Regions from separate parts of the Homo sapiens genome. Here region 1 is linked to region 2. Evidence: chromatin loops called from intact Hi-C (ENCODE). Cell type or tissue: body of pancreas. All regions are shown on one strand. Links, peaks and the distances in the headings refer to the core of each region. The heading gives the core; the rest is flanking DNA. Region 1 overlaps ARHGEF18 (Rho/Rac guanine nucleotide exchange factor 18). Region 2 has its middle 28 kb from the start of CAMSAP3.

Region 1 (5,373 bases), core at 289-5,288, 210 kb after region 2:
AATGGGTAATGGGGGCAGTTGATGGGGAAGGGGCACTGGGACCCTTCACTGAAGGTCTCAGTTCTCCTCTCTCAAGCCTTACTTGCCACCCCAAGTCCAATCCCACCCTTTCCCCGGGAAATTCCTATTAGGTGCCCAGACAGCCAATTACAGAGCTTAAGAGGGTGACAAAAAGGCCATTCTTCCCTGCTTTCCAAGGCTGATGACAGGAGACACGCTGTAAGGGAGTCACTCTCCCAGGGGAGCTAAGCCAGAGGAGAAATGAGGCCTCAGGGAAAGGGGCTCTGTTGGGGATGCACCCTGCTCCCCACCCCCATGCTTCTCTCCAAGGAGCTGTCCATCAGCCTGGATTCAGTCCCAGGCAGCCTCCTCCACTATCAGCCCCCACAGCATCAGCCATAAAAGGGTTTAAGAGTCACTGTCAGTTCCCACAGCTCACTCCCCCACCTGCTAGCATATAAATCCCAGCCTCAACTGCCTGGGCAGGGAGACAGGGTGAGCTGAGCAGCCACAAGAGGGACAGAACTTCTTAGGGACCTGGGTCACAGGCAGACACTTTGGTAATCCATGGCAGATACACTGATTCTTCAGGATCGCCATCCACCGTTGGATCTAAAAACCCTCCCCAGGCACTCCAGCTGCCCACACTGGCAGCTTTGTTCATCAGTCAGAACACATCAAAGTGGCCTCACACAGAATCGGCTTCAAATCCCGGTTCCTCCAGCATATACTTGCTGTGTGACCTCGAGCAAGTCGCTCAACCTCTCTGAGCCCAACTTCATGAGAGCTCAACAGCCACCAACAACTTTTATCCTGATGATTACTCTTCTATTGCATCCCAGTTCCCAGGCCATCCTCTCTCCCCCTAACCCCAGCCCTTGGGTCCCCTGGCACTCCCATCTGCTCCCTGACCCCGGCACAGTGCCTGGTACACAATGAGCCTTCAAGGAGGGTCAGTGGAATGAATGAGCTAACGAATCTTCACATTGGCCCCCTCTTTCATGAAAACTCACTGCTACCTTGAACAAGTACGTGGCTCATGCAGGTGATGGTGGCTGTGACTAACAAGTCATGCAGGCTAAGCGATGCGGCTGGCCTGACCAGGAGGCGCTCATATGGGCAGTGGGGAGCCGGAGACAAGAAAACCCATGAGGCAATGAGTGCATGACCAGCTTTTATGATATTGTCCAGCACTGTCCTCTCATGCCCTACGTACCAGGACATCATCTGGTTATCTTCAAGGGCTAAACTCTTGAGCATTAAGAAGTGTCTCTTTGATGGCTGGGCGCGCTGGCTCACACCTATAATCCCAGCACTTTGGGAGGCCGAGGCAGGTGGATCACCTGCGGTCAGGAGTTCGAGACCAGCCTGATCAACATGGTGAAACCCCGTCTCTACGAAAAATATATAAATTAGCCAGGTGTGGTGGGGGGCACCTGTAATTCCAGCTACCCGAAAGGCTGAGGCAGGAGAATGAATTGAACCCTGGAGGCAGAGTTTGCAGTAATGAGCTGAGATCGCGCCACTGCACTCCAGCCTCGGCGACCGAATGAGACTCGGTCTCAGAAAAAAAAAAAAAAAGAAAAAGTGTCTCTCTTTGCAACAACAGTTCACTCAGGCCTTTGATGACATAATAAAGGCTGTTATCAGTCCCCAGAGAGGTCACCTGAGGCCTGGGGACCCTGGGGGTTGAGAGAGAGAGCACCAGCCGATGTGTGTGTGTATGTGTGTTGGAGGGAGGTGTGTGCCCCAGAGCCTCTAATCCCCCCGTTTTTGTTTCTGCCCTGAGCCTCCTGTCCTGCAGCTGGGCCAGAAACCAACAGCATCTGGGACCCCCAGGAGATCGCTGGGCTGCCCCTGAGGAGTTCAGCGGCTGAGTTAAGAGGGCGGACTTTCTTTCTGCAAATTTACCGCCCGAGACAAATTCCTGGCCAAGTCTTGGGAGACATTTCCTCTGAAACAAGAGGGACCCCACAAGTCTGTGATAATTCCAGGGGGCCCTGGAGAATCAGGGGTCATGGAATCCAGGGCCGATGCCAGCAGAGTCTGTACTGCAGCCAAGAAAAAGCTCGAAGGGGGATGGCGGGCAGGCTGTCCTGGGATCCCCACCTGGGTGGATGGCTCCCGCTGGTCACTGCCAGCTGCTTACCTCTCTTGAAGGCCCACCGCTTCAGCCACAGCTTGGAGAAGGCCGGCCAGGAGTGGTTGAGCACCGAGTCAGCCATGGGGGCCATGCGTGCGTGTGAGAGCTTGAGTGTGAGCTGGCCTGGGAATCCCTGCCAGGATGGGGCTGCCAGTAAGAGGGGCGGAGACTGCCTCCAAGGTCTGCCAGATACATCAGCTGATAGAAGCCTGGGGCTTCAGCAGGGGGGCTGGGGTTTCCAGCTCAGGGGCCCAGGGACCCCTGGTTTGAGGAGAAGCCAAGCCCTTTAGCACCCTCTGTCCCTTAAACCCAGTCTTACAGGCCTCTTACCCTGGCTGGACAAGACAATCTTAGGGAAATACAAGTACAAACTGGGTCCCTCGGGGAGCCTGGGTGTGCATGGATGTCTGAGTGTTTGTGTGTGTGTGCGTGCCATCGTCTTGGTGGGTTTGATGATGCATTTCCATGTTGTGTAGAGAGCACGTGCTTTTGGGTTTGTGATTCTGTGTTTCAGGGTGAGTTCTGAATATCAGCTTGTCAATGTGGGGGTGTATTTGATTATCTAGATAGTTTTAAAAGTGTCTCTGTGATTGTCTGTGTGTGTGTGTGTGTGTGTGTGTGTGTGTGTGTGTGTGTGTGTGAAGCCCATTGGTATCCGTGAGGTCAGATTTAACTACATGACTCATCTGTGTCTTGGGGAGATCTGTTTCTAGTATCTATGAGGTGGTTTTGGTGTCCGCCTGGGTTTCTGTGTTTCTACATATTTGTGTCTTCATCTGTTTCTGTTTTTTGTTTGTTGTTTGTTAGTTTTGAGATGGGTCTTGCTCTGTCACCCAGGCTGGAGTGCAATGGCGTGACCACAGCTCACTGCAGCCTCCAACTCCCGGTCTCAAGGGATCCTCCGGCCTCAGCCTCCTGAGTAGCTAGGACTACAGGTGTGTGCCACCACACTGGCTAAGTTTTGTATTTTTTGTAGAGCTGGGGTCTCACTATGTTGCCCAGGCTGGTCTCAAAACTCCCAGGCACAAGCGATCCTCCTGCCGCGGCCTCGCAAAGTGCTGGGATTGCAGGCATTGAGCCACATCACCTTTCTCTCTGTACCCAAGTGTGGGGTATGGTGTGTGTGTGTCAACGAGTGCTCATCCGTGCAGGTGCTGCCCCCTCGTGGTGGAAGCTCCTTTATCAGCGTCTTCACTCCTTGTGTCTGAAAAATCCCTGCTTCAAATCCTGGCTTCAAATCCCAGCTCCTCCAGCACGTACTTGCTGTGTGACTCCCTCCTTCAGTCTCCCAATTGTTTACATTACTTCCCAGCCCCAAATCACCCCCAGCCCCAAATCAGCCTCCCAAAGTGCTGGGATAACAGGCATGAGCCTGTTATTTTTTAACTTTTATTTTTGAGACAGGATCTCACTCTGTTACCCAGGCTGGAGTAGTATGATCTATAGCTCACTGCAGCCTCGAACCCGTTGGCTCAAGCAATCCTCTTGCCTCAGACTCCTGAGTAGCTGGGAATGTACATGCATGCTATCACACTTGGCTATTTTTTTTACTTTTTTCTTTTTTGTAGGGATGGGGTCTTCTATGTTGCCCAGGCTGGTCTCAAACTCCGAGCTTCAAGTGACCCTCCTGGCTCAGCCTCCAAAGTTTTGGGATTACAGGCGTGAGCCATGGCACCCAGCCAAATCTCACTTTAAAAATACAACAGGGATATCTATTTCTTTTCTTTTTCTTTCTTTCTTTTTTTTTTTTTTAGACAGAGTCTTGCTCTGTCACCCAGACTGGAGTGCAGTGGCTGATCTCAGCTCACTGCAACCTCCAACCTCCACCTCCTAGATTCAAGCGATTCTCCTGCCTCAGCCTCCCTAGTAGCTGGGATCACAGGCGTGCACCACCATGCCCAGCTAATTTTTGTATTTGTAGTAGAGGCAGGGTTTTGCCATGTTGGCCAGACTGGTCTTGAACTCCTAACCTCAGGTGATCCTCCCACCTCGGCCTCCGAAAGTACTGGGATTACAGGTGTGAGCCACCACACCTGGCTAAATCTCACTTTAAAAAAATACAACAGGGATATCTATTTCTTTTTCTTTTTCTTTTCTTTTCTTTTTCTTTTTTTTTTTTGAGATGGAGTTTCACTTTTGTTGCTGAGGCTGGAATGCAATGGCGCAATCTCGGCTCACTGCAACCTCTGCCTCCCGGGTTCAAGTGATTCTCCTGCCTCAGCCTCTCAAGTAGCTGGGATTACAGGCGCCCGCTACCATGCCTGGCTAATTTTTTGTATTCTTAGTAGAGATAGGGCTTTGCCATATTGGCCAGGCTGGTCTCGAACTCCTGACCTCAGGTGATCCAACCACCTCAGCCTCCCAAAGTGCTGAGATTACAGGCGTGAGCCACTGCACCCAGCTGGAATATGTATTTCTAATGATGGCAGGCTAGCTTATTGCAGATTTATTCTCCCACCAAGAACAAATAGAAAAGCTGGACAAAATTGGAAGAGTGAAAAACCACCCTTGCTTGGAAGGCATTGGCAGTCAGAGTTGGAAGAATCACGGCCCTGGAAAGAAAGGAAACCTAGGGGCCAGGCGCGGTGGCTCACACCTGTAATCCCAGCACTTTGGGAAGCCGAGGTGGGCAACTCACTGGAGGTCAGGAGTTCGAGACCAGCCTGGCCAACATGGTGAAACCCCGTCTGTACTAAAAATACAAAATTAGCCAGGCATGGTGGTGGATGCCTGTAATCCCAGCTATTCAGGAGGCTGAGGCAGGAGAATCGCTTGAACCTGGGAGGCAGAGGTTGTGATGAGCCAAGATCATGCCACTGCACTCCAGCTTGGATGACAGAGCAAGAGTCTATGTCAAAAAAAAAAAAAAAAAAAAAAGGCCAGGCACGGCGACTCACACCTGTAATTCCAGCACTTTGGGAGGCCGAGGTGGGCGGATCATGAGGTCAGGAGATCGAGACCATCCTGGCTAACACTGTGAAACCCCGTCTCTACTGAAAATACAAAAAAATAGCCGGGCGTGGTGGCAGGCACCTGTATTCCCAGCTACTCGGGAGGCTGAGGCAGGAGAATGGCGTGAACCTGGGAGGTGGAGCTTGCAGTGAGCCCAGATCATGCCACTGCACGACAGCCTGGGTGACAGAGTGAGATTCCATCTCAAAAAAAAAAAAAAAAAAAAGGAAACCTAGGAAAGTGAGAAGGACATAATGTAATGCTTTTCCCTCACAAAC
Region 2 (5,373 bases), core at 321-5,320:
TAAATGTGATCATACTGTACACAATGTTCTATGACTCTTTTTATCCGTGGAGCAGAGTACCTAGGAATTTTTTTTATGTCAATAGCTATAAGTCTGTTTCATTCTTGTTAATGGCTTCAGAGCATTCCCGTAAGGTACTGTGCCCTAATTTATTAAACTATGCCTCTGTTGTCAGTCACTGAGACTGTTTTCCAATTTTCACTTTTATAAGCAACGGCATCATTGCAGAAAAGCGCTGTGAGGAACACACATCTTTAGACGCATGCGTTTATAGAGGATTGATTGTTGGACGAAACCCGGCTAGGTCAAAAGTTATGCGCTTTATATTTGTTGTTTACTGGGAGGCCAAGGCGGGCGGATCACAAGGTCAGGAGATCGAGACCATCCTGGTTAACATGGTGAAACCCCGTCTCTACTCAAAATACAAAAAATTAGCCGGGCGTGGCGGCGGGCGCCTGTAGTCCCAGCTCCTTGGGAGGCTGAGGCAGGAGAAGGGCATGAACCCAGGAGGCGGAGCTTGCAGTGAGCCGAGATCACGCCACTGCACTCCAGCCTGGGCGACAGAGCGAGACTCCGTCTCAAAAAAAAAAAAAAAAAAATTTGTTGCATGATGACAGTCAAATTCCCTTCCCCCTAAAATCTCCATAATTGACAGTTTCCCAGCCTAACACTGTGAAGATGTTTCTTATTCACCCAACTTTCAGTGTGACTGGATGTGTTAATATTTTTAGCATTTGCCAAATTAAGAAGTGAAAACTGGCCGGGCATGGTGGCTCACACCTGTAATCCCAGCACTTTGGGAAGCTGAGGCAGGAGGATCGCTGGAGCCCAGGAGTTCGAGGCCGGCCTGGGCAACAAAGTGAGACCCCCCACCCGCCTCCGCCATCTCACTTTGAAAAAATAAAACAAATTAGTCAGGTGTGGTGACAGGGGCCTGTAGTCTCAGCTACTGGGGAGGCTGAGGTGGGAGGATTGCTTGAGCCCAGGAGGTCGAGGCTGCTGTGAGATATGATTGCCCAATAGCACTCCAGCCTGGGCGACAGAGCGGTACCCATTCTCAAAAACAGCAAGAACACCAACAAAAACACCAAAAAGATAAAAAAGGAAATAATAATACTACCTATATCAAAGGGCTAAAAATTAAGTTATTTGATAAATACAACCCCCCCCAAACAATGGCTGGTATATATAATAGTAAGTGTTCAATAAACATGAACAAAGCTCGATCATCTGCCTAATTTATGTGACAAATATTTCCTTCCAGGCTATTGGCTTTGTTTGTCTTCTGTCTTTGTTAAGCATGTTTTCATGTCATCAAACGCTCTCATCTTTTCTTTCAAGGCACTGACTTGCAATAAAAGCAAATCTAGGACATTTAAATTGATTGCAGAATAAAAAACTGACTCTGGGCCAGGCACTGGGGCTCACGCCTGTAATCCCATTGCTTTGGGAGGCTAAGGTGGGCAGATCACCTGAGGTCAGGAGTTCAAGACCAGCTGGCCAACATGGTGAAACCCCATCTCTACTAAAAATACAAAAATTAGCTGGGCATGGTGGCTTATGCCTGTAATCCCAGCTACTCAGGAGACTGAGACAGGAGAATCGCTTGAACCCGGGAGGCGGAGGTTGCAGTGAGCCGAGATCAAACCACTGCACACCAGCCTGGGCGACAGAGTGAGACTTCATCTCAAAAAACAAAACAGAACAAAACAAAACAAAAGGAAGGAAATTGGGAAAAAAGAAGGGAGTATTAGCAGTGTTCACATCCAGGCGGTGGAATTCCTGTGACCTTTTCTTTTTTTACACTCTGCTTTCCATGAACATATATTTCCAAATGAACACATATTACCTTTATGTTTATGTTGCATTTGTTTTATAAATTTGTTCTAAGCACACAAGTAATAATTTGTTTGTGGGTTTGTTTGTTTGAGATGGAGTCTCACTCTGTTGCCCAGGCTGGAGTGCAGTGGTGTGATCTCAGATCACTGCAACCTCCACCTCCTGGGTTCAAGTGATTCTCCTGCCTCAGCCTCCCGAGTAGCTGGGATTACAGGCGACCACCACCACGCCCGGCTAAATTTTTTGTATTTTTAGTAGATACGGGGTTTCATCTTCTTGTCCAGGCTGGTCTCGAACTCCTGACCTCAAGTGATCCACCTGCCTCAGCCTCCCAAAGTGCTGGGATTACAGGCATGAGCCACTGCACCTGGCTGAAGCACACAGGTAATGATTTTATAATGAGAACAGTACTCCCTCCCCTCCCCTCCTTTCCAATAAATGTTAATTCTAAACGACAAAAAAAAAAAAAAAAAAAGCAGTAAGTCAGCCCACAGCTACTCGGTGCTTAACCCTCCCCTAGTCAGCAAAGCTCCACCCCGGAGCCAGACGCCTGAACGCCATAGCAGGACCGCCCCCTGGTGGCAGAAAAGTAAGAATCTGGTCCAGGTAGGTGTGTGCGTCAGTTTCCTCCTGCAAGGAGCTCTGTTTTGTTTTATCTTAGTTTTATTTTATTATTAATTTTTTTGAGACGGTGTCCTGCTCTGTCGCCCAGGCTGGAGCGCAGTGGCACGATCTTAGCTCACTGCAACCTCTGCCTCCTGGGTTCGAGCGATTCTCCTGCCTCAGCCTCCTGAGTAGCTGGGATTACAGGCGTGCGTCTCCACGCCCAGCTAATTTTTGTATTTTTAGTAAAGACGGGGTTTCACCATGTTGGCCAGGCTGGTCTCGAACTCCTGACCTCAGGTGATCCCACCCGTCTTGGCCTCTCGAAGTGCTGGGATTACAGGCGTGAGCCACCGTGCCTGGCCTATTTTATTTTATTAATGTATTATTCTTTATTAGAGACGGGGGGGGGGGTCTCACTATGTTACCCAGGCTGGTTTCGAACTCCTGACGTCAAGCGATCCTCCCACTTTGGCCCCCCAAAGTGCTGGGATTACAGGTGTGAGCCACCACGCCCAGCCTGTTTCCTTTTATTTAGATCACAGGTCGGGCATGGTGGCTCACGCCTGTAATCCCAGCAGTTTGGGAGGCCAAAGTGGGAAGATCGTCTGAGGTCGGGAGTTCAAGACCAGCCTCACCAACATGTAGAAACCCTGTCTCTACTAAAAATACAAAATTAGCCAAGTGTGGCGGCACATGCCTGCAATCCCTGCTACTCGGGAGGCTGAGGCAGGAGAATCGCTTTAACTCCAGAGGCAGAGGTTGCGGTGAGCTGAGACGGAGGTTGTGGTGAGCCAAGATCATGCCATTGCACTCAAGCCTGGGCAACAAGAACAAAACTCCATCTCAAAAAAATAAAAATAAAGATAAATTACAAAGCAACCCACTGGGACTAAAATTAGGTAGAATACACAGGTGACAAATTTGAGAATGGGGGAAGGGAAGCCCAAGGTCAGCTGGCTAGCAATGGGCAGAACCTGCCAATCTGTGCAAATGTAGGACCCTGATTTTTTTTTTCCTTTCTGGCAATAAAGAAGGAAAGGAAAATTCCCTGTTTTTTGCTTTTTTTGTTATTATTTTTGTTTCAGAGATAGGGTCTTGCTCTGTCACCCAGGCTGGAGTGTAGTGGTGTGATAATAGATCACTGCAGCCTCAAACTCCTGGGCTCAAGCAATCCTCCTGCCTTAGCCTCCCAAAGTGCTGGGATTACAGGTGTGAGCCGCCATGCCCAGCCTCTTATTTTTTTTAATTTGTTTATTTATTTTTTGAGATAGAGGCTTATTCTGTCACCCAGGCTGGAGCGTAGTGGCATGATCTCGGCTCATTGTAATCTCTGCCTCCCAGGTTCAAGCAATTCTCGTGCCTCAGCCTCGCAAGAAGCTGGGATTACAGGCACGCACCACCACATCCAGCTATTTTGTATTTTTAGTAGAGAAGGGGTTTCACCATGTTGGCCAGGCTGGTCTCCAACTCCTGGCATCAAGTGACCTACCTGCCTTGGCCTCCCAAAGTACTGAGATTACAGGCATGAGCCACTGTGCCTGGCCTAAACTTATTATTAATATTATTTTTATAAAAGGTTTTACTCTGTTGCCCAGGCTGGAGTGCAGTGGTGCAATTATAGCTCACTGCAGCCTCTAACTCCTGGGCTCAAGCGATCTTCTAACTTCAGCTTCCCAAGTAGCTGGGACTACAGAAGCCCACCCTCACACTCAGCTACTTTTAATATTTTTCATAGAGTCAGAGTCTCACTATGTCACCCAGGCTGGTCTTGAACCCCTGGCCTCAAGCGATCCTCCTGCTTTGGCCTCCCAAAGTGTTGGGATTACAAGTATGAGCCACTGCACTTGGCCTGGGTGGCCAAAAGATGTCCTACAGCCTGACCAGGTTGGTTCTTCCCTGTCCAACCTCTACATGGCCATTTCCAGACACTGGGCAACAAACACACCAAGAGGCTGGGTGCGGTGGCTCATGCCTGTAATCCCAGCATTTTGGGAGGCCAAGGCAGGCAGATTTCTTGAGGTCAGGAGTTCAAGATCAGCTTGGCCAACATGGCAAAACCCCATCTCTACTAAGAATTAAAAAGAAAATTAGCTGGGCATGGTGGCATGCACCTATAATCTCAGCTATTCAGGAAGCTGAGGTGGGAGAATCACTTGAGCCCAGGAGGTGGAGGTTGCGCTAAGGCGAGATCACACAACTGCACTCCAGCCTGGGTGACAGATAGAGACTCTGTCAAAGAAAGAAAGAAAAAGAGGAGAGGGAGAGGGAGAGGGGGAGAGAGAGACAGAGAGACAGACAGAGAGAGACAGAGAGAGACAGAGAGAGAGAGACCAAGAAAACACTCTTGAGAATGTGACTTTATCAGTCTCTTGGGTCCACACCTCGTGGCCAGCTCCTGTGGATTGCAGGACAGGGCCCCTGACCCTGAACCCAGGTCCTCACTGTAACCTCAAAATTTCTTGGCGCTAGCTGAGTCTCAAGCTCTGGAACCAGAGAGGGGTAGCCTAGAGAGTCCAGGAAGGTCCAGTTGAGGCTCAGTTCCAACTCTGTTAGTCAATAGTTTGTTTTTTGTTTGTTTTTATTTTAATTTTTTGAGACAGGGTCTCGCCCTATTGCCCAGGCTGGAGTGCAGTGGCATGATCATGGCTCACTGCAGCCTAGACCTCCCTTGGCTCAAGTGATCCTCCTACCTCAGCCTCCCTAGGATCTGGGATTTCGGGCTCACACCACCATGCCTGGCTAATTTTTTGTATTTCTGATAGAGATGGGGTTTTGCCATGTTGCCCAGGCTGATGTCGAACTACTGAGCTCAAGCAATCCACTCGCCTCGGCCTCTCAAAGTGCTTGGATTACAGGCGTGAGCTACTGCAGCCCAGCCTGTTGATCATTAGTGATGATCACCAAATATTTCCAATGCTCTCTCTTCTG

What was found. Peaks named below come from ENCODE experiments on the same cell type or tissue, not always from the same donor. Only the 100,000 strongest peaks of a DNase experiment are listed, where the experiment ranks them.
Region 1: a loop joins it to region 2, with 2.5 times the contacts of the local background. A loop is called at or near these places in 3 of 110 quality-filtered maps.

What each region holds. Positions count from the first base shown.
Region 1 is chr19:7,352,480-7,357,852 of GRCh38, reverse strand. All of the region lies in intron 1 of ARHGEF18 (Rho/Rac guanine nucleotide exchange factor 18), which reads right to left. Among named protein-coding and RNA genes, the nearest start is that of ARHGEF18, 6.2 kb to the right of the region's middle. RefSeq lists a silencer at 3,271-3,390. In body of pancreas, for the core only: a CTCF peak has its summit at 3,302 (motif pointing left); a DNase peak (open chromatin) is centred at 3,302.
Region 2 is chr19:7,565,598-7,570,970 of GRCh38, reverse strand. No RefSeq gene overlaps it. Among named protein-coding and RNA genes, the nearest start is that of CAMSAP3, 28 kb to the left of the region's middle. In body of pancreas, for the core only: a CTCF peak has its summit at 2,412 (motif pointing left); a DNase peak (open chromatin) is centred at 2,390.